Regions from separate parts of the Homo sapiens genome. Here all the other regions are linked to region 3. Evidence: chromatin loops called from intact Hi-C (ENCODE). Cell type or tissue: heart left ventricle. All regions are shown on one strand.

Region 1 (8,000 bases), 330 kb after region 3:
ACAGTTGAAGCAATATTCTAGAAATTTGTATAGAAAGATAAGGAAATAAAATATAGAAAAGATAGAAAGGTAGGAAAGAATCCAGAAGGTGAAAAATTTGGACAAAAGAAATTCTAGAAAGACAGAACAGAATAAGGAAGGGAGAAAATTATTAAAGAAATAATTTAAAAATGTTCCAGCACTGAAGGGTACTAGCATTGAATTAAAGGAGCCCAACAATTGCCTAGAACACTGTATGAAGAAAGATCTGTGCTACAGCGTGTAAAATTTCAGACCATCTGAGGAAGGAGAAACTTCTAAATGCTGATTAGAGGAGGTCAGGAGAGGGGCGGGGAGAGAGAGAGAAACAGGAATCATGTATCAAAATGACAGATGACTTCTCAACAGCCACCCTGGAAGAAGGGGAACAGTGAGGCAAAGGCTTCAAAATTCTCAAATGTTATTTCAACCTAGAATCTGTGCGTATTAGAAATATTCTCCCAAACTAGGAGTCAAGTATGAGAGAACAGAAAAGAGTTTCAGACATGAAAGCTTCAAAATGAACCTATTATATAACCTTGCTTAGAGAGCCTCTGAAAAATCTAACAAAACCCAGAAACAGGATGCCTTGGTATCCAGAAAATAGGGAAATCAACATAGAAATATAGAAGAAAAGCCACAGAATGAATGAGGAAATGTGGCTCTACAACAATAGCTGTGCGGATGATCTAGAAGGCAAGTAGTCTAGATTCAAGCAGGCTAGATAGCTTCAGGTAGGCTGTCTTCAAGAGGACAAAATACATAAATACCCAATGTGTTTTAACCTCTTGAAGCAATATGTAGTGTTTTAGGCTCTTCTTGTGTTGCTATAAAGAAGTACCGAAGGCTGAGTAATTTATAAACAAAGAGGGTTAATTGGTTCATGGTTCTGCAAGCTGCACAAGCATAACGCCTGCATCTGCTCAGCTTCTGGGGAGGCCTCAAGGAGCTTTTACTCATGGCAGAAGGTGAAGCAGGAGCACGCAGGTCACAGAGCAAGAGCAGGGCAAGAAAGAGCAAGGGGGAAGATGCCACACATGTTTAAAGAGAACTCATTCACTATTGTGAAGACAGCACCTAAGGGCATGGTGCTTAACCATTCATGAGAAATCTGCCCCCATGATTCAGTTACCTCCCTCTAGGCCCCACCTCCAACACTGGGAATTACATCTTGACATGAGATTTGGAGGGGACACCCAAACTGTATCATTTATGATTATGGGAAACTAAGAGGAGCAAAATTAAGGTGATTATTAACTGAAGGAAATAATGAAAGTTGTACAAGAAAAACAATCATGTTAAACTACATGGCTCAGCTCATGAATAACATTCATACATAAAAAGTAACATGAAGAGTGGATACAGATGTAACTGAGAATGAAGACATAGCTAAGGCAGAAAGATGAGACACTGAAGGCAGGTGTGCACATATAAGTGGGGAAGCTGGGAGGGCTATCAATCAGATGAAACTTTCTTTATTTCCACAATAGGAAGTTAGTAGGTATCTAAGATTCAAAAATCAAGAAATGAATTATAAGCATGCTAGTTAGGAATATGAAATGAAGATCAAAATAAAAGGATGGGCAGGTTGAAGTTTTTTGTCTCTGGGGAGCAGAAATGGGATTGTGGTAGGGAAGTGGTAGGGCAAGGCTAGTTTTCATGTAGACTTAAGGAAACTTTTGACCTTCTATACTATAAATATGTACAACTTGAATAAAAATAAAAATTCTATACATGTTACATAGAACTCCTTCTTCAACATAGCCCCTTCTCTCACCCTTCCTACTGATGAGCAGGTTTAGATTGGGGATAATGCACTTCTCTTTCTAACCAGTTACTCTGTTAACCTGAAAATCTAGCAAAAGGCACCAGTTTTTTACTGATGTCAGTTTCTTTCAAATCAGTGTTTTTTAAAACAGTGTTAAAACATTTTCATTTAAACTTTTCATGGCTAAGAACAACATATTATACCTCTACTTTCTTTGGACACTATACATTGAAATATTTTATAGTTTTTATTAATACCTTATTTTCCCTTTTTATTTGTGAAACTCTTCAAAGGCTACAAATGGAATGGGACTTACTGTTAATATGACTTATCATGGTCATTAAATTGAGTTAATTTAACACTGTTCCAAAGCAAAGTAATGTGTTTTAGTTTTAAAGATGACTTATAAACATATTTTGCTAATTTAAGAGAGGAAGATTTCCAACAAACAAATACAAGAATATGAAAATGTCAGCTAGCAGGTGTTTTGCAGGAATTGCTGGGTGGTCTGGAAACAGTGGTCCCATTAGATTGGGATGGCCAATTAATACGCTTTAAGGAGGTTACTTTTAGGCTGAACCAAAAGGAAAAGGAAGAGACAGTCAGCTGAGGTTTAGAGAAAGAAGTTCCAGACAGAGGGGTCTGTGAATGCAAATATCCTACAGGAGGAACAAACTTGCCTCCAATTTGGGGACAGCAGAAGGTCAGTGCAATTGGAGTCAAACCAACAAGGGGAATGAGGCATGAGATAAAGTTAGTGGTGTAGGCAGGAGCCAGATCATGAGGTGCTGGGTAAATCATCTGCATTTACTTTTTAAAGACGATGGGAAAGCCATCAAAGAGTTTAACAATTTAGGTGATGCAGTTTTGGCAGGAGTACCTTATACCTTGGTATAAGAAGTTTTTTTTTCCTCTTCCCTTCTCATTTTCTTTTCTCTAACTTTTTCTTCGTATGTTAATACTATAGAAGTCTTATAGAAATAAAGTCAAAATACTAATAATATAGCCACTATCTGCTTTAATGACAACTTTCTCTCGTCATCACCCTTTAAACTATTCTTGGTTTTACTCCCCAGGCACCCTCTTATCTATTAAGTGAATTCCTTTTGATCCTTGGAAACTCATCTTGGTGTCACTTTGGTTAAGCTTTCCCTGGTCTTTTTAAACATAATTAAGGCATTTTATACATGGACTCGTCATAGCAGTTACGACATTGTATTATTAATGCAGTTCTATTCACTTTTTCTTAACTGATCATGAGATCCTCCTATCCTAAATAACATGAGTTTGACTTGATAAGGATATATGCTTTTTCCTTAGGTCTCATGAATATAACACGATGCCCAGCACATAGAAAGCATACAATAAGTGTTTGTTGGATAACTGTGGACAGTTCAGTCGACCAGCAAGTGAGTAGCAATGTGGGGAGTAGAATCGAAGTCTTGATCTACAGATAGACCAGAAGTACTGGGTCCCCTTGGTTATTGAAAAACTGTCATCTCTATCTATGGACATCACACATGTGCCGCTTTATGAGGATCAATATCATAGCTTCATAACTGATGAACAAATAGATTACAGGTGGGGAAAGGGAGAGATCTCTGCTAGCTCCCAGGTTGTCCCTGGTAGCCTGAGGTAGCCTGGTCTTTACCCCAGTGTGTCATACATATATTGTCATTTTCCATGTAAGCCATAGGATGGAAAACAGTTGACAACACTGTATATAACCTGAAGGGGGCATACTGAACGATGATCAAAATAGTGGGTTGATTGCAAGAATGAGTTGACAAAATTTTACAATCTCCACTTAGCTAAAAAGAATAGTGCATGTATGAGTAATAGATATTTCTGCTTGTTAGGGCCTATATACAGGATCATAATTTTCCCTTGGGAAAATTTCTAGAACAGCTTTGTCTTAAAGTAAAAGTTGATTTAGAGTCATTGAAAATTATTCAAAATGTTAATTCCAGTTTTTTTAAAAAAGTTGTTACAGTTATTTCTGATTTATGATGAACAGGCTAAGGAAGAAATCTGTTAAGCTTTGAGAATTTTGCTCTGATTACACGAAAGCAGGAAAAACAGCAAAATTAACTTTTCCTTGCTCAGGGGTGAGTTCATTTTGTCAAAGTTAATATTCATGATAGTTCAGATTGGCCTCAACTCAAGCAGGGCCAGCAGGGTTATTTTCCATTTGGCAGACTTATCTGTAAATGGGCAAATTCCACATGTAGACAATTATTTCTGGAAATATAAGTGTGTGTGCATGTGTATATGTGTGTGTGCATATGTGTGTGTGTGTACTTATTGAGAATTCTCATTAATTCATGCCAAATCTGTGAAAAGGAGTCTACATTAATTTAAAAAAATCACAAAGTACTTTGTTACTAAAGGAACATGTAATAATTAATGACTACACGTGGCTGCGGTATACCCTTTTTTTGTAAGGTTTCTTCCTGAGACTTTTGTTTCTCTAACCAAGTGACAAGATCTACCAAGGTTTACCTTGGTAGACCTTTTCTTTGGTAAAGTAAGGGTAAACTTTACCAAAGTGCCTGTTGAAATTTTTCTACAGATATTAATATACTAAAAATATATTTTTAGGTGAGGTATTTTCTTTCTTGGGTCAATTCTGGAATAATCCAGAATTTAATCAATTAGCTCAAGGATACGAAATGAGTGCAACATGATAGGAACATTGTTTTTAATTTCAAGCATATAATTTTATGGGTGAAAAACTGAAAACATTTAACAAAGTCTTTTTTTTAATCCAAAGATGCCTTTCTCAGTCACTCAATACTTCTGATATGACATTAATCTTGCTTTTCCTAAATTACATTTTCAGAATCACATTTTCTTTTAATATAATTCAAAATATTTAATATTGTTATGGATGTAGTTTCTCTATAACTCCTAATTCAAAATGAGAAAATAAATTTGTGAGTTATGATCTTGATGTATTTTATATTTTTTAAAAAGACAACTCAATTAGATGAATAAGGCTTATTAAGTTTATATCTCATGATATTTATTCTTAAGAGAAGAGTTCTAAACAAGGACGATAACATGATTCTTTTCATGAAGAGTTTTCTTTAAAGGGGACTTTTGTGGGGAAAAAATCACACACTTCCTTGTGTTACACAGCAAGCATCCTGTGTGTTATTTAGAGATCCTTTATCATGGAGGGTGGTCCAGTGGTAATTTACCAGGGAAAAAAAGGAGTGTACAAAAATTTAATTATTATTTGACCTCAAATAATTATATGCCACTAAACTAATTAAAGAGCAAATTAACAATGTGCCACTGATGGGCAGTCTGCTGTTTGCATGACTCACTCATCTTTTGCAAAGAATAAGTGATTTGTATTAGAAATGAGTTGTTAAGGATGTTTTGGGGGATAACTATCGCTGTCATTTCTATGTTAAATCACAGGCCCAACCTCTGGATAAAAAGAGACAGGCTTATCATGAGCCAGGGAAACGGCAGCCCTAGCCTGATAGCTCTGACTCGAGGCCTTGTTTAAAAGCTATGACTCAGTGCAGGGCAGCCAGGGAGCTCTGGTCCTCTCAATTCCTTCCAAACCAGCCATTCAGCCTCTAATGTTCAGGTTGCGTGCCTCATGCTGATTATTTCTGTGAAGTCCATCAGAGTCAGCCTTATTCTCCCAAGCATTCATCTTCATTTCCAAGTGAATGAAGGGGGATTTCAGTGGTACTACTGTTCACAGAGCAGAGCTAATAGTTCAATCAAACAAAACAAAACAAAACAAAAACAAAAAAATCAGCTAAAGAAACTGGTAGAAGAATGTTAGTTCTAACATAGAGGCTTTAAATACATCAATGTGGAGTGAAAGGGTGTTTGTAGTGAGTGTGCTCCTGTAGCTTGTGCAGTTTATTTTTATGAGGATTAAAATATCCGTAAGTATGAACAGCGATCCCCTATTTACATGTATTATTATTGAGCGGATTTTTTATTTTCATTCTGTCTCTTTTTATAACTTCACATATGACTTCTTTTATTCATTTCATCCCTTCCCGTAAATAAACTACAAAGACTTATTTTTTATTACTTCTTTATTCAACAACCTATAGTTTAAGATAATTGGTTGATCAAGAGGCAACAACCTAGAGCCCCAGTATAAGTCACATTATATTTCCATCAGCAACAGCACAAATGTGATAATAAATTGCTGTTGCTGGTGCACAGACACAACAGGTATTGTGGCTTGCTGGAAAAACTATATCCCTGGTGGCAATCTTGGAATGTAAACCCAGGGACAGTCTATTACTACCATGCTTAGAAGGAAGCTAAGTTGGAAATCCAGATTTTTATGTGAATTCAATCAACTTTTAAAGGTTGGCAACTAATTTAAAATTTTCAACACTGTGCAGACCAGCAACCAATTTGCAAACTATCTCTGGCCCATGGGCTGCCAAAATCTGAACCCTCTGATTTAAATTCTGAAGTTTTAATGACATTTCACTTTAATTTACTGAGAAATGATCCTCATTTTCTATTACTTCCCCTCAATAGAAACGTTGCAATAAACAATAGAAAGGTTGGGCCAAATATAACAACCACAAGTTTTTACAAATAATTTGATATAAATCAATTATAGTTACCATTTTATAAATTGGAAAAGAGATGCTTAGAGTAATTACATGATTTGCCCATTAGCATGAAGCTGGTAGTGTGCATCCCCTCTAAATATTAATATCAGTCTTGTTTTCTTTTCAGTCAACCTACTCTGTGGACTGAATTGTGTCTCCCCGTCTCCGAATTCATATGTTGAAGCCCTAACCCTCAATGTGATAGTATTTAGAGACAGGACCTTTAAAGAGGGAATTAAGGTTAAATGAAGTCTTAAGTGTGGGGCTCTAATTTGGTAGGACTGGTATCCATAAGAAGAAAAAGAGACACCAGGGGACTTTGCACATAGAAGAGGCCACAGAGCTCTCTCTGTGGCCATTTGCAAACCAAGGAATGGGGCCTCAGGAATTACTAGCCCTGCTCACAACTTGATCTTGGACTTTCAGCTTCCCCAACTGTGAGAAAATAAAAGTTTGTCGTTTAAGCCAAAATGGGGCAAACAACCACAGCCTCCTCCACTCAAAAGATCAGATACTGATTACGTCATGTTTCCCATAAGCCAGTAACATTCCAATCATCCATAATATCAAGTTCAAAATATTTCGATGTAAAGAAACCAATTATATGGACATTTAAATGTCTGCTCTTATATAGCATATGCTAGGACATAAATACATTTATTGAATGAATGGTTGGTACTAAATACTGTAATGTTTGAAAATCTCAGTGTGATTAAAATATTTCCTTTTACTGTTTAATGACAAACATTGAATGGATGTAGACATAAATGTTAAAATTTTTCAAAAAGATATAACAAAAATGCAATCTTTTTCTTAAAAATGATAATTTAACACAAACTTTTATTTAAAATATGAGAAGAAATGTTGCTATTTAGACTTTGTACTATATTTAATTTCACCCAAAGATTATACTTTTTCCATACCTGTTTTCTAATTATATAATTTAAACTTAGTTGTGAAAATGGCATTTTAAAAGAGCTAAAACAAAATCTAGAACATTGCATTATAAGAATAAAAAGATAATTAAATATAGACACCAAAAAAGTCCTATCAGCATGACTATACAGTATTAAAAGTAATCAAAATATTACTTTATTATAAATTATATGAAAAAGTAAGTAGCTAACATGCTCTTGAGCATGCAATGCAGAAAACACAATATGTTATTTGGAATAAATCACAAGAAGACGTTGTTATTTTGATTAGAAATTGAATTTTAATAATGAAAATTTTCAATTTCTTTCAGAGTAAGAAAAGTGAGTAATACAAATGAAAAATTGTCCCATTTGGAAAAACTTTTAAGGTACAGACCTGGATGAAGGGATTATATTACTATCTAATGTCAGAAAAAAATGAAGATTAAGAAATGAAAATGTGTCCTAACGAAGTAGTATTTAAGAGAAATGAACTATTTGCAAATATATAAATAATCAGTTATTTAGAACAGTAAAGATGTTTTTGTTACCCCCAAATTAAAATTCCTATGAAATTAAATTTTATAATAATAAAAAGAGACATTTATTCTCATGATATACAAATATAGGCTATGCTTACTCTATGTATATAAGTGACAGGGAAACTGGAAAGAGTTAGAGGGGAGAAAGGAG
Region 2 (8,000 bases), 490 kb after region 3:
TACTTACATCTCACTGGTGAGAACCTAGTCATATGGACAATCTTTGCTACAAAGGACGCTTGGAAATGTAGTCTCTAGCTGGGCACCCATATGACCAAGAGGAAGGGGTGAACAGATTATGGAAGACAGCCTATGATCTCTGTCACAGGTTTGTATTTCCAAAATATATCTAGTCTCTAATTACTTATCACCTCATCACCCCCATCATCACACTACTAGAAGCCCCAATTGTTCACCATTGCAATATCCTCCTAACTGGCGTTTCTGCTTCTGTTCTTGCTTCCCTAAATGTATTCACAACTGCCTGTGATGATGTTAAAACACATCTGACCAAGACATTTTTTCTGCCCTTAGTCCTGCAATAACTTCTCATCTCATTATGAGTAAGAGCTCATGGTCTAGCCTCTGCTACTTCTTGACCTGAACTTCTACTCATACCAGGGGCTGCTTGTTGGTTCCAACATGTCCTGTTATGCTTCTTCCTCCCGGAACTCACAGCCATGCAATCTAACATCCTCTTCTTCCAGCTCTCCCCCAGGCTCACTCCTCAGCTTCAGGTCCTGATTCAAATGGCTCCTTCCTGGCAAGGCCTTGCCTGGACACCCTATTTAAAACTGCAGCTCTTCCATCACTTGAGACTCTAGCTCCTTTGCCTGTTTTATTTTTCTCCTTGGCTCCTTCTGTCATACTGTATATTTTACTTATTTGTCTTGTTTCTTCTCCCCTGCCACCGCCAGTTTACTCCCCAACCCCAGAAGGTTCACTCCAAGATAGCAGATGTTTTTGCCTGTTTTGTTCTTAGCATCTTATATAGCATCTGACCCCATAGTAGTTGCTCAATAAATACATTTAAGGAAATTATAGAGAGAATAAATGTGTCAGTAAACCTCAGCCATCTGATTTTCCATTTAAAGCACAACCTTGGTATAGATATCTGGAAATTAAGGAAACAATCTGATAATAATAATTAATGTGAAGCTATAAGACCAGGAACTATGAATGAGCTATGGAAGAAATCTCAGACTTGAAATTGGAAGATTTAAATTTAATTGCCATTTTGAGACTAACCTATTTATGAAATTTAACGATTAGCTTCCTCTCTTTCGGCCTCAGTTTTCTCAGCTAAGTAAAGCATAAATATGCACTTCAGAGGTATTTGGAAGCTGAAAGATGTGAAAAAGACAATGCCATATCTGAAAGTGGTCGCATATATTTATTCTTAAGTTTACAACATTTATTAAAATAGGAATATCATGGGATTTACTAATTTCAAGAAGTTCATCTGGGTCCTTTGGATAAAACAGTCTTTTTCTGTTTTATGTTTCAGATTCTAACCCTAAGGTTGTGTTGAACCTCAAAGATGCCTTGAATATATTTAGTAAAATAACTACAGTAATAGTAACTAGAAACTTTCTGTATGTAGTTAAGTATTTTCATATAAGTTATTGCATTAAATCTTCATAAAAGCCCTATAAGTACCTACAGAAACATATGATTGTTGCAGGCTTTATTAATTACAATTATAATAAAATGAAATTTAAAAATACTTCAATGTTGGCACTAAGGTACAATTAAAAAAAATTGTTTAAACATAAAATCAGTATTTTTTTCCTGAAATGGGTGGTTACTTACATGGTAACTTTTCTCCATTAATCTATTATTTCCTCAAGTTCAACCAACAAAGAATGTCATAAATTTTAAAAGTAAAAAGCAATTTCTTTCAAAATAATTCCCTCTCTTACACTATGATAAAAGTGCATGGGAAACATTACTAAATCAAAATTAACTGCTCCAGTGTCCTGCCTAAATTAGAAAAAAAAAGAACATGTATTTCTGTGCATGTTAACTACACATAGCCCCATTAATAATTTTTTGTATAGAATTTATAAGCGCAGCGAACTTAGAAAAATTAAGCAAATCATAGAGAAAATGACAGAGTTTGGAAATATCAAGGAACCAGCCCAGATTCTCTGCTAATTTAGTTTCGGGACATGAGAATAGTGCTTTTTTATCTCAGACTTGGCTCAAGCTTGGGGAAAAACATTTCCCCAGGAAATTTTAGCCCAGCTGAAGCAATTGATTTTTACTGCTTGTACCCAGCATCCTCATTTTTCAGCGCTACTCAATGCACAACCACTCAGCCATACACATTCGGATGGTTATTCAGAATTGAATCAACAACTTTGACAGAGTCAATATCTCTGCTGGCCTGTAACAAAATGGCCTTGTTATTCCAGAAGATGGACAAGAACCAGATTAGACATCCCAGTTTCCTAGCTACAGAAATTTAGACAATCAAAAACAGTGTTGGAATATCCAGTGTTTCTTAAGATACCATGGAGGGAGCACATGCTTCAAAAAGGGCATGGTGCAATTCTTCAAGAGGATAAAATGTATCATATTCTAAAAAATACCTTTAAAAATGGACAACTCAAACTTCCTGTTATTTTATGGATGAGTCTGGACACACTCACAAAACCTTTTTCTACAAAATTTTCAGTTTATCGGCCACAGTGGTGGCCATAATAAAATTCTTGACAGTATTACTTTTAACGCAAACAACAGATAACTTCAACTGATTGAAATAAAAATGTAAAAGCTCCCTGGATGTTAAAAGAATAACTGAATGGCTCCTTGCAAATCTTCTACCTAGATAAATTTTGTTCTGAATATGGAAGTTTTAGTATCACCATTACTTTCATTAAGTTTTATAATGGTAGCTAAGATAAGTCTAGCTCAGAAAATGCCAGAGTGTTTTAGGTTTAAAGGGTCACTTCCTTAATAGATTGGGGTTGTGTCAGATCTACTTTAAAATGAGATAGTACATATAAAAATACTTTGAAAAGTTAAAAGCATCACATAAAAGCAGGACCTTTCTTAGATGGAAACCCTGTTTTGGAAGCACTTAACTATAATTGCAAATGCTGATAAATGAAAAAATAGGTCACCAAAAATGCTTTCATAGGCGTTTTCTTCCCCAGTGCAAGTGCATTCACTGATGAGAAGAATCTATGCCATGCGGTAACACAGCAAGACCATTTAAATACCTATCATGTAATAAGTAATCAAATCCGAGGGCTCCCTTGGGCTTTTAGCTCCAGGATGAATTTTTCCCCACCCTTTTTGGCCCTGTGTAAATGTAATTTTGTTTTAATAATGTTTTTAAATTATGGTTGTCTAATAAACATAATTTTAAAAATTGTCCTTCAAAAAGGACTCACTTTTCAAGACTACTTTGTAAACCAGTAAGCTTCTCCTGACTTGTTCTCCTCGAAGGGTCTGGATGGTTTCATTTACTTCTTCACTTTTATAGGAAAAACAATGTAAAAAATTTTTATTATCGATAGAGCATTAAGAAACAACTTCATGCAAAACAATTAGTCTGGCCTTAGGTTGTGCCCTGTAAAGCTGTTAGATAGCTCTATCTCCCTCTACTGGCAAAGTCAGCATCCCAGATTCTGAGTTCCTTGACCCAAAGAATGTCACCCCCAGAAACAAACAAGAAAACAAACGAGAGCTGCTTCCACAATTAGCCCTAAGCCAGACAAGACTGGGAATTTTCTTCCCATCTTACAAAGAAAAAGGATTACCATGAATAAGCAGTGTTCAGAGGAAAAATGGGAACTATTTTCCTTAAACATTAAAAAAAGTACCAAGAAGATTCTTGGAGGTTAAAATGCAAGTGCACAATGATCCGTGTGCAGAGAATGTGACTTTTTTTCCAGGATAAATAAAAAAGAACTAAACAATTTGTAGAATGCAGTCACATCAAATCTGATGGTGGAGAATGTGTGTACATTTTTTAAAAAATCAAATACCTTACCTTCTTGATAAATGGCTCATAAGGGCACTACTACCAGGAGTCGCTGAAGGCAGAACCCGAGCTTAGGTATTTTAAGTGGCATTACATGTTCTCTTCAAGTTCATAGGGTTAAACAGGTAAGTGGTTTCACATGTGGTTCCTTCCTAAAAAATGAGGACAATAATGATGAGCTAGCCACTTTTTTAGAGGTGGAAAAAAACTAGTTAGAATCCACGCTCTCTGGAGACAGAGTTCTGCAGTAAGTGGAACCTTCTGACGATGGAGCCTGGAGCCAGCAGCTGGGTTCTGTCACCCTGACTGGGGCGGCCCTGTTAGTGTAGCGTGACCCCTGGCGCATTCGCACAGATAATACCGGCACCTCTTTTCACTCTAATCTCCTACCCGTCTGAGCAATTCAGCAGGAGATAGGGGCATTAAGGCCGTATTATTCCAAACAACATTTAGCTGAATGGTAGCTGAAGATTGTGACAGCAAAAGACAAATTCTCCTGGTCAAATACTTTCCTTCCCAGAAAACCTTCCTGTTTCAGTACTTTTGAGACACAAAAATGTCATTAAAATGGAACCAAAGCGGGAATCCCACACCATCCTTAGCTGAACCTAGGAAAACTTTGAAATTCCAAACAGAATTTCTTGGAGTTTCTCATGCTACAATGGCCTGTGATAAATAACACCAAATAGCCAGATAAAGAAGGAATCATTTATTCATGTATTTGCATATTTTGTTGACATTATGCCATATCTCCAGATATGGCTGTTGTTCACAAGTGAGCAGAGTTCCAGGGAGAGATGTACAGATAGCCTGTTTTTGTAATATGTATCTAAATACTTGGTGGCATGTAGCCAATCTTCCTGGAAGGAGATGGTGTTATAAGCCCATAACCTAGGTCAGAACTCTAAATGCCAATGGCAGAGTGTTGCTTTTTATGTTGGTGATACAACATCGTCTGCATTTAGATAGCTGATAATGTGTTTTCTCAAAGCTGAAGGGGCAAAAGTAAAAACTTTCTTAAATGTTTACAGATAATTTTAGTGCTATAACTGTAGGCTAACATTACTTTGTTTTTCAAAGTGGGAATCTAAGTAAATTAATATTTAATATATATTCAGGAAATTAACAGCACTCTTCCTGGTTGCTTTTTCTATTTCTGTTGTTTTTCCTTTCAAAATATACAACAACAGGATTTTGCTGTGATGTTCTAATAATTTAATTTGGGTTTTAAAATTCTAGCAATGGGACTTATGGGAAAAAATAAACTATCTCTCCGGTAATCTGCAATGCCTGGTGCTCTGAAATAAGATCAGACAGTGATCAGAGATGATTCTTTCCTGTGACAGGGCACTGTGTTTTGGCAAAAGCTGATTATTCTCTTAGTTTTGTCTGTGCAGAACATGAGGTTGCTTATGTGCGAAAAGTTGCTGGGTTGCTACAGCCAAGACGTCTCACACTTTGAGGTCCACAATGGTTATTAATTAAGAATAATAAAAATAATGTTTAAAATCTCCTTCTGGAAAAATATGCGTATTTCATACTTAACAGGAAGTGAATACAGCAATGAAGAGCTGTTTTACATATCTTTTAAACAATAATGAAAGACTTGTTTAATAATAAAGATTGGAATTCCTACTTTGAATAGCATATTATATAGCACTATAATTCATACTTCATCTGAGAAAAATATATTTCCTGCGTGTCAGCCAAAATAGGTTCATTTGATGTTGTTCTGTTGATCAAAGGAAGTAGGCTCACTTTGTGGGCATGTACGAACATCATGTCATGGTTAAAACATAGCCAAATAGGGTTGTGGGAAGAGCTAGATTAAAAAATAGGCAAATGAAGCAATCTGTCCAGGTCACTGAGCTACATAAATCACTAGAATAAATAATAAATATGATGCCAGGAAACTAGGTTTTCTGCAGAACACTTTGTACATAACTGATAAACTGTAACTTGGTCCCTCTCATAATGAAAATAAAAAACATTTCTTGCCTTTGTCCACAACAGTCTATTTCTTGATGAGTATTTAATTTTGGCTGTGATTCGCAAGACAGCGTAGAGTTCCAGGGAGAGTTCACTAAAATTCAGAAACAATACAAGACTTTACTGGAAAAGTGATTTATTACATTATTGAAATAATTATTTAAAATTTCAATTGTTTAATATACTCCTTAAAAAATTGTTTATCCCAAAGCATTGCAAATGCAAATTGAAAAATAAAGAAATGCAGATAAATGAGATGATTTAACGGGCATGAAAGCCGGGAGAAAACAAGCATTTACATTATTTTGAACTAAACTTTCTAATTACACCTATGCAAGCTGTAGCAAATGATGGAAAAGTGTAAATAAAAGACAACTTCCCAACTCTTAAAATATCTTTTTAATGGAGTAACAAAAACCAATTACAGCAGCAACGGCAAAAAGCAATCATAGGAATATATTTAACAATAAATATTCACAGAAGAAAACTATACTATTGGAAGTAAAAGTATTCATGACAACAGGAAAGACATTCCCTATTCTAGCATTGGATGTCTCAATAGGATGATGCCAGTTCTCCATTAATTAATTTATACATTTACTGTAATCCCAATAAAAATACCAGTGACTTTCTTTTTAACAGAGCTAGGCAATTTGGTACTTAAATTCATGTGAAACAATAAACACAGATGACTAGCTAGAAAAACACTGAGAAGAAAGGCAATTAATTAGCAGGGGCTAGGCCTACAAAATAAGAGAACATACTACAAAGCATTTTAATCAAAACAGTGTGATGCTTGTGTGTGAACGGCTAAAAGACCAACACAACAGAATAATAATCCAGAGATAGTCCCGCTATATATGGAGATCTAGTGTATGGTAACGGTGCTTTTCAAGTGACTGAGGTAAAAAATTTTTTGTCTCATTTTTAATAAATTTATTGGGACAACTAGATGGCCACTTGGGAAAAAATAAAATTAGATTCAGCTTTTGCATCAAATAAATCAGAGATGTGGAAGTAAACATGAATTATACAGGCACTACAAGAGAGCATCAGTAAATTCTTCTCTGGGTGAAGAAAAACTTTCTAAGTATAATTGAAAATCCAGATTCACCAAAGGAAACTACGATAAGTTGTACTATATAAATTTATAAATTTCATGGCAAAAAATAAGAAAGCTAAATATTATAAACAAATTCAAAAGACAAATAACAAACTAGGAAAAAATACCTACAGTATATATGACAGAGAAGGCCAATTTCTGTAATATTCAAAGAACTTACAAAATTTGAAGAAAAGAACAACAAAAATCCTATAGGGGAAAAAAAGATCAAATTGTCATGAACATAGAAGTCACAGAAAGAGATATAAAAATAGCCCTTAAATATATGAAAAGATGTTCAACTTTACTCATGTTAGAAAAATTCATATTAAACTTCAGTGAAACACTATTTCTCACCTGTTAGTTTGGCAAAAAGTCAAAACCTGACTGTATACTTTTTTGATGATGACATTGGGAAACTGAAGTTCTCATACATTGCCAGTGGGAACTCAAAATGGCTCAATCTTTATAAAGTGGAATTTGCAAAATTACTCATTCATTTAACATTCTAGGAATTTACCATAAAGACAAACCTCTAATTATATGAAATATGTGTATGCATATGTATATGCATATATATATGGTTATCTATTGTAGCAATTGTAATTGTGAAACACTGGAAATTACATAGATGTCCTCCAAGCCTAGGAGTTGGTTTAATTAACCATATTACAAACACTCAAAGGAGTACTATGCAGTTGTGAAAAGCAAAAAAGATCTTCATGAACTTATATGTAGTGATTACTAGAAGACATTGTGAAGTGCAAAGTGAAAAGTGCAAACAAGCGTATGTAGTATGCTACCTTTTGTAGAAGAAACAAGAGAAAGTAAGATACATATATCATTTATCTTTAAAAACAACACACACACACACACACACGAAGTGTAAACCAACAAACAAAAGCTTTTATTATCTATAGGGTCAGGGAAGAAATGAGATTAAGGGGCTACAGAAAGGAAAGGTGTGATAATTCTTTGGGTATACATTTTTAAAATAATTTTGAATTTTTTGGAGCATGCTAATGTTTTTGGAAATCAAAAAGTAAAATTAAGTCAGCAAGGGTGAGAAGAAAATTCCTAGTATCAAAGCAAATA
Region 3 (8,000 bases):
TCTCCTTCGGAGCATCCCTTCTACCAACCAGGATCTATTGTCTCAGCACCTACTTTGTGCTCAGATCTTTGCCAGGTTCTTTGGGGGATACAAGACCACGGAAAGCCAGGTACCTGCGCGTGAACCTAGTGAGACTGGTGCGTTAATGGAAGGAAGGGAGGGCGCCCATTAAAATTACTTCTCGTGCTGCACTTTTTTGTGGAATGAACCAAAGGCATCCGGAGAAGAATATAGTATTGCACGCCTGGACTTCGGACTCAGCTTCCTTTTTCTGACCCTTCCTCAACCTGGCTTTCCCTCTTCAGGAAGAGATTTGGAATTCCCTTTATGGTGGGGCGGGGAGGGGTGGGGAAACAGCCAGCCCAGGTAAGTATGTGAGCCACATGGTCCGCGAATGGAAGAAAGGAAAATCATCTCCAAATGCAACCAGGCAGGTGGGGGTAGTTTGACTCTGAAAGGGAATGGGAAATCTGAATAACCCCGAAGGCAGCAGACTCCATACCCGGTGTTGAGGTGTGAGAAACAGTCAACATTTGGAGCCCTGGAGTCAGAAGATTTTTGGCAGCTGTTAGATAACTTCCTGATCTGCAATAAAGTTCATGTGACGGAGAGGATGTTTCCGCTCTCCGTTGCCTGGCTCCTTTCCTTTCTAAGCCTGCAAGTTTAAGAGATTTTACCAGGTCCCACTTGAATGGTGGCCTAATGTGGGCCCTGGGAGGAGTCCTGGTGGCCTGAGGCTGCAAAGATTGGATCAAACAGGGGCAGTCACAAGCTCACTGGCCTGTTGCATCCCCAGCTTTCACCTGCCAGGTGACACCAAGGCCTCCCTTTCTCAAAATGGGGAATCCAGGCTGCTCCATTTTCAGACACCAACCTGTCTGTTCCTGATCCTCCCCACAAGGTCCAAACAAAACAGTTTTTAAAGAAATCTGTGTAAAGTTCCAAGCGTCTTCCACAGCCCAGGTGCACTCTGGCTGCAACAGCCTAGTTTCTGGACCATGATCAGGCATAATTAGGGTCTGATCACTATAGAAATATATGCAAGATGTTTACTTCCCTTAGTGGAAAAATAGAAGGGGGGTCTGGTGCACAGTGGGACTCACGAAGAAGGAGTGTGCTCTGAGAGCACCTAGCACCCGTGGACCTCAAACCCTTCTCAGCTCAGGGAGGGGCAGTGGAATTCAAGCTCAGGTGGTTCCCTACCGACCAGGTCCCTGGGTACGTCCCAGGGCTCTGGCACAGCTAGAGCAGGTGTCCACCTCTCGGTTTAGGCCAGCTTGACCCTGTGTCGTTCCCACTCCCAAGCCCCCAGTCATATACATGAGGACTGGCAGCAGGTGGGCAGGAGAAGGTGGTGTTCCAGCTACATCTTGGAGTTTTTGCTTGGGATCCGGCCAGCTTCAGGGACCATCACTTGTGGGGAGGGTTGGACGTGGACTTCCCAGCTGGATGATAATAGAACTGGCTGAAGAGCAGAAGCCAGAACTCAAGGTTCAGACCTTGTCCACCAAAGTCAGAGATTGCAGATCAAAGCTATTCAAAAACTCACTTGTAAGACCAGAGAGAAGGACGTGAAGTTCCCAGAGTCCAGGGTCTTGGGGTGGGGAGGGGAGTGTTGCAAGGGTAAACAGCTGGCCTAGGAAGCTACACCTCGCCATGCATGGTGAGTGTTGAGGGGAGATGGCTTTTCAAGTTTTTAGGAAGAAAATAGAATTTCCGAAGACACAAACACACAGCAATGAGGATATGTGACAAATATCCTTGTTTTGCAAAGGTATAAAGGAGGAAGTCAACATGCTGGAGACCACAAAGTCAGTCCAGAAGCCAAGACCCAACCCAGATGTGCCTGACTCTGAATTGCTTTAAGCACTTGCCACTCAGCCTCTGATAAGCAGCTTAAGTTACATCTTCGCGATGTCCCTAATTCTATGAGTGGTGGATCTGCCCAAACTCCCAACAGCTTTTAGGAGGGTGTCATTTGTAGCAAAGTAGAGACTTACAATAAACCTCCTGCAGGGGAAGAAGCGGGGTGCGTGGGGATAGTAAGTTTTCTTAAATGTGCCAGAAGTGTCTTCTATTTTCTGCCCACCATAAGCACGGTGTAGTCTAATTGTTTCCAGTAATTGCATTCCAGTCCTGCACAACTGCAAACTCTGGAGCACCGAACCCACTCACGAGCACCACTTCCTCCAGCACTCAGTGGATGCCTAAGAGGCGACTGTGACCATGTTCGCTGGTGCAGTCCCCCGCTCTCAGCCTTCACACAAAGTCTGAACTACATTGGTTTTTTTTCATTTGAATCCATTTCTTTTTGGTCTTGGCTTAAGAAATCACTCTGGTCATTAATAACTGTAATAAGATCACTCTGGCCCAAGTCACCAGGGATGGCAAGGAGCCCAGAGGCTTCCCTGCATGCAGCGCAAACGGCGTGCTCCTCCGGTAGCCGTATGGGGGAGGACCTATAAGGTACCTGCCAGCACAGCCTGGGGCCTTTCCTACCCCAACTCGTCACCACCGCTGCCTCCAGCTTTCCCTATCCCAGCCCCAGTGGGTAGAACCAGACAGGAGACTAGACCTCTTTGTCTGCAAATGTGGGACTCCCAGGCAAAAGAAGCTCAGAAATATTGAATAAAGGTATTGGACTCTAGAAACCACGTGGAGAAATCTGGTGTAATGGAGGCAAGCAGTTTTAGCTATGGTTGCTGCAAAATATCAAATGCCCTTCAAATTTTGTGCACAATTATTTTTATTCTCTTTTCTTAATGTTTCTTTTAATTTTTGTCTTGAATTTCTTGATTTTTAGAGTAGTTGCCAGACCACTGGAGTCCCTGCCAGGAGAGGAGATGTCACTGAAAGGTCAACACCATCCTTCTCAGAGGAGGAAAAACTGAGTTCAATTCACATTGGCAGCCTAATTCCAGCCCCATGACCCAGGGGGATCATCCTCTTCCTCTAGGGGTTCCTAAAGTGGAATGTGGTGCCCTAGCCACAGCTAGCAGCAGAAACCATGGCAGAGGATGGTAGAGGAGAGAGAAATGCATGAATGCAGTGCCACTTTCTGAATTTTGTTTTCACTTGTCTGTCAGCCTTGATTGTCACCACTGAATTAGATGATCAATAACTGTAACTGAAGAAGAGAAATCACCATAGTCTCACCTTCTGTCACTGTAATGACTGTAAAATGAATTAGTATAACCTTGTAGGGGTTAAAAACGCCCATTAAATGACCACTCATTTAGCCACCTCCAACTTTAGAATTGCCCCCTTCACCAGAGACAATTAGGGCCTAGATGCCCAAAACCCAGGAAATGCACCTGACACCCCCTAGAACATCATTTCCATGTCCAAAGGGAAAGAGAAGGCTCAACAGGGATGAGTGTGGCTTTCAGGACTCTTTAACAACAATTTATCCTCAATGCCCACCTGGAGTCAGTGCCCTGTAGAGCTGATGGCCCAAAAGGCAGGGATGTGGGGTTCCTCTCCACATCCCTTGCTCGGCCATCAGTATATTGGGACATCAGTACAAGATTCTTGTACTGATTCTTGTACATCAGTACAAGATTCTTCTTGCTCAGCCATCAGTACATTGGGAAAGTGAAGAAAAAGGGAAAGGGGAGAGTAGCTAGACAGCGGAGAAGCTCTGTGCTGGGATTCTGTCTTTGTAGGAGAAAAAATAGGGGGAAATGTCTGCCCAAGCAACTCCCAAACCACAATTGCCTCCTGCCACAGGCCCGAACACTCCTTTCTTGCTTCCTAGGTTTGCCTGTTCTATCTCACTCCTCCTACCTTCTGCAAATTTTTCAAATCCATAATCTAAAGCATTCTCTCTAGAGTGTAAGCAAGCAGTCATCAGACAACCTCTCTAGATGAGAAAGAAGGCGTGAAGCAACGGCTGGGAGGTGGAAGCACAAATAATGATGTTTGGAAGGTGGAGCTCCTGGAGCTTTGCTTTCAAAGGTTAACACGTGGGTTTCCAGAGCTCCACACTTCGTTCTTTCCCAGTTTAAGGGTGGGTGGTCCCTTCTGCTCACGAAATAAACCTCTGACAAGTGGAGAAACGGCTGAGGTGGCACTTGGAAGTTAGGAACCAAGTTAATCCTCTCCTAGGTTTCCCCGTGCTTCTAAGCCTGTGTTGTCCCCGCCCGGGCTGAAGGGGGAGCTCTGGGCTCAATTTAGATGGTGTGAGTAGACACTGAAGCCCAGCGAATTTCAGTTTAAATCTCAAACCCTGGTGTGGTGAGGCAAGAAAGGTGACACTTGAGGGACACATGTATGGTAGGACTCTGGACTCCTCTGGTTGAGTAAGAGAGTCATGGTAACTTTGACTTTCCTGTGGGTATTTTAGAGGAATAGGGACGTAGGCCCTACAGCTTAAAATAGTGCCCAAAGTTTCAATTCCTTAGAAAGGGATTTCCCATCACTTAAATCACCCTCTAGGAGTGTATGCTAGAGGCTCGTGGAGGGCAGTGCAGCCCCGTCTCCCAGGTTACCAGGAGACGGCCCAGGCTGCAGGGCCCCTCAGTGTGCCATCAACTCCTCTCATGCCTGGAACTTGTTTGGGTGCACAGATCTACAGCCAGGTCTGCTCTCTTTGCACCTCAATTTTCTTGTAGGCACAGAGACAGGAAATGCCCTTCTTACAGTTTGTGAAGATTAAACAATAGGCAGCCTGTAAAATGCCTTCGCACTTAATATGCGATCATTAAAATCAGTTCCTTCCCTCCTGTCCTGAGGGTAGGGGCGGGCAGATTTTATTACTTCTCTTTTCCTGATAGCAGAACTGAGGCGGGGTTGTGGAGGAGCGACGGAGGACCACCTCTAACTTCCCTTCACTTCCTGGATTTGAAGCCTCAGGGCCACCGGCCTCAGTCCTGTTACGGTGGCGGACTCGCGAGGTTTTCCAGCAGCTCATTCCGGGACGGCGGTGTCTAGTCCAGTCCAGGGTAACTGGGCTCTCTGAGAGTCCGACCTCCATCGGTCTGGGAGCGAGTGGTTCGAGTTCAGATGCTGGGAACCGTCGCTTCTCCCCGGCCGGGCTCGCTGTTTTCTCCTCCGCTCGCCGTCATCAAGCCCGGCTATGAGCAGGGCTTTAAATCCTCCCTCCCTCACCCGCAGGTTTACCGAGCAGCCCCGGAGCTCTCAGACATGCTGCGCTGCGGCGGCCAGAGGAGGGGTGGGGGCATTGCCCTCTGCAGCCTAGTGCCCAAATTGCCACTCATCCGGTCTGGTGCCATGAAGGGAAGGCCGCGAGATGGTGCTAATTAAGAAGGCCAGACTCTACTCCTTGCACAAGGTCCGGAGCATGGCCCTGTTTTTCTGTTTGTTTGTTTGTTTGTTTGTTTGTTTTAAGACAGAGTCTTGCTCTGTCGCCCAGGCTGGAATGAAGTGTCTCGATGTCGGCTCACTGCAACCTCCGCCTCCCGGGTTCAAGCGATTCTCCTGCTTCAGCCTCCCGAGTAGCTGGGATTACAGGCGCCTGCCACCACGCCCGGCTAATTTTTGTATTTTTAGTAGAGACAGGGTTTCGCCATGTTGGCCAGGCTGGTCTTGAACTCCTGACCTCAGGTGATCCACCTGCCTCGGCCTCCCAAAGTGCCAGGATTACAGGCGTGAGCCTCCCGGCCTGGCCCTGTTCTTTTAAAAATAGCCGATCTAACTTCACACTACTACCAAAAGCCAGATCTGTCCCCAAGCTCTTTCTTCCCACATCTCCCCTACCTGCTTGAAAGGGGGTGTTAAGACCTCCTCCACACCTGAGCGCCCCCACCCTGTGGCCGCCACCACCAGAACCACCATCAACTCTGGAGGCCGATCTGAGGAGAGAAGAGAAGCCAACAACCCCGCAGGATGAGAGAGCAATCTCTTTTGTATCACAGACCCTCCGGAGCAGTTGCGGGAGGGCTGGCTGGGTGCATGGAAGTATTTAGCAGGTTCAGTGCCATTACTGCCTAACAGGGTGTGAAAAGTAATATGAATGTGAAATACTGTGGGAAAACGGAGAGTTTCCAAAGCAGGCAGCGAGGCCCCTCCGCTGGTGGGCCTGGAAGGCCAGAATCCCTGCTGCCCCGAGTGCGGCTCCCGGAGGCGCTGCTACTGGCCGAGGACTGCAGAGGGAATGTCGGGGAGGGGGAGATGGATGGAGGGTGAGATGGGTGGAGGGTGCAGTCCGCCCTGAGAAGAGAGGGAGGGGCAAGCTGGCAGTGCCTGGGAAAAGCCCGAGAAAAGCCCTGTCGGCTCCCTCTTCCTGGCTGCTAAAGTTGACACAAGACGGCTTCTTGGAACTCCCCCTCCTCCCGCCTAAATGTACAGAGCAAGACTTGAAGTCAAAAGATAGATAGCGATCGTGCTGAAAGTCAGGTGGAAAACAAGACTGCTAATTTTATGAAACAACCTATCAACCCACTGGGAAGAGATGACAAGAGGTACATGGGCGCTTCTGCAGGAGGTGGAGGTGGAGGTGAAATGCCGAGGTTCTAGACTGATGTAAATTTCTCCAACTAACTCCAGATCGAGAGCCTACAAATCCGACAAATATGCCCACACTTTGACAGTAACCGCCTCCCAGCACGCCCCACCACCGCCAACACACATGGAGGGGTTTGAACTTTTCCACCTTCCGGACCTCTGCAGTCCGTCGCAGGACGCCCAAACCACAGGCCGGACACAGATGAAGCCAGACCACAGCCCCCGCCCCAGCCACCGCGGTAGGTGGGTGCCCAAGAGACTTCTCAGGTGAGGGCAGGGGCCCCCTGAAAGGCACTAGAGAAGGCCTGCCGCCCGAATCTCCCCAAGTGCAGGGGAGAATTACATTTCCCCACCTCCTACCCAACCTGCCCCGGCCGAGTTATGGACATCGCCGCCTCATTCTAGACTTGAAGGCACTCTGCGGCCACCAAGAGACCACTCCGCATCCTAGGTCGAGCCTGTGGGAGAAGCACTCGGGGCCCGGGAGGCCGAGGTGGGAATGCCTGCTCTTGGGATAAGTGCCGCTACATTTGTTGGGCGGCTTTGTCAGTTTAGAAAGCTTGTCCCTGCACTCTGACAGTTTCTGCTTGCAGGGCCGGGTGCCGAGGCGAGATAGCCAGCTTCCCTGTTTCTTAGAATATTTCCGTAAACCAGACTGCATCCGAGCAGCCGGGTGGTGGTACGGCTGGTAGCAGAAGGTGCAGATGGTGCCAGGTTTGGAAACACACCCCACTGCATATTATTCCACTTCACGAGTACTAAGGAGGAGTCCAGAATTGGTGGCCGTCCTCCCTCTTGTTTTCTCATGCAAATAACTCAACACTCTAATCGTAAATCAAAGCTCCAGGGCCTACTTTTGCGAGGGGCACTGGAGAAAGAAGAGAGGGTTGCGCGCGCGCGTGCGGGAGCTTCGGAAGCTAAATCTCACTCGCGGGGAGGATGGGACGCGTGGGGACTGAAGGCGGCATCTGCCTGAATAAAGCCCTCGCGCGCTCTGAGCCTCCCACTCTGTCCTGGAGGCCTGAACCTCGCGAGTAGAGCCTGGCGCTTTTCCTCCCCGGGAGCACGACGGATAGAATGCGCGGGGTCGAGACGGTGTCGGTAGCGGGGGCCGCAGCGCTTTGCAAAGCCGGCCTCTGCCCCCGGCCTCCTTGGAGGGCGGTAGCGGGACCTGCGCTCGCAGCCTCTCCCCAGGGCTGTGCGCTTCGGCCTGGCGGCTGCCGGGCAAAAACCTCATTTATTTCCTTCCTTCCCGAGTGAGCTCACTTCCTCCCCGCGCCGCTCCCTTCCGTCGGCCGGAACCCGCTCCTGGGCCGCGCGGCTGCAGCCGGGAGCGCGGACTCGGGGTGTCGGGCGGTGTCCGCGCCCCTCCCCACCCCAGGGCCCTTCTCGGGGGAGATATCCAGGAGCTGAAAGAGATTCCTCAGGAGGAAGTGGAAACCTCTGAAAGGAGAGGAAACCGACTCTTTTGCAAGAAAACTGAGCGCCGGCTGGAAGGCAAGGAAGCCGAGGCGGCCGGGGAGATTCACCCACAT

The links. Peaks named below come from ENCODE experiments on the same cell type or tissue, not always from the same donor. Only the 100,000 strongest peaks of a DNase experiment are listed, where the experiment ranks them.
Region 1: it touches region 3 in a loop (3-fold over the local background); 14 of 110 quality-filtered maps call a loop at or near these places.
Region 2: it touches region 3 in a loop (4-fold over the local background); 47 of 110 quality-filtered maps call a loop at or near these places.

Annotation. Positions count from the first base shown.
Region 1 is chr4:173,830,817-173,838,816 of GRCh38, forward strand. No RefSeq gene overlaps it. Among named protein-coding and RNA genes, the nearest start is that of LINC02269, 62 kb to the right of the region's middle. In heart left ventricle, no CTCF peak of the experiment used is centred here; no DNase peak of the experiment used is centred here.
Region 2 is chr4:173,986,884-173,994,883 of GRCh38, forward strand. LOC105377543 (a long non-coding RNA gene) reads right to left here and starts at 4,083. Exons shown (of 4, transcript NR_188468.1): 1 at 3,824-4,083. In heart left ventricle, CTCF peaks have their summits at 3,443 (motif pointing left) and 4,156; a DNase peak (open chromatin) is centred at 4,118; H3K4me3 peaks cover 1,011 bases; H3K27ac peaks cover 1,487 bases.
Region 3 is chr4:173,501,881-173,509,880 of GRCh38, forward strand. It overlaps LOC101928409 (a long non-coding RNA gene), which reads left to right and starts at 6,237. Exons shown (of 2, transcript XR_939467.3): 1 at 6,237-6,732. It also overlaps a transcript of SCRG1 not described here. In heart left ventricle, CTCF peaks have their summits at 4,149 (motif pointing right) and 5,246 (motif pointing right); DNase peaks (open chromatin) are centred at 4,141, 5,151, 6,071, 7,711 and 3 weaker places; H3K4me3 peaks cover 3,044 bases; H3K27ac peaks cover 3,637 bases; H3K27me3 peaks cover 1,414 bases.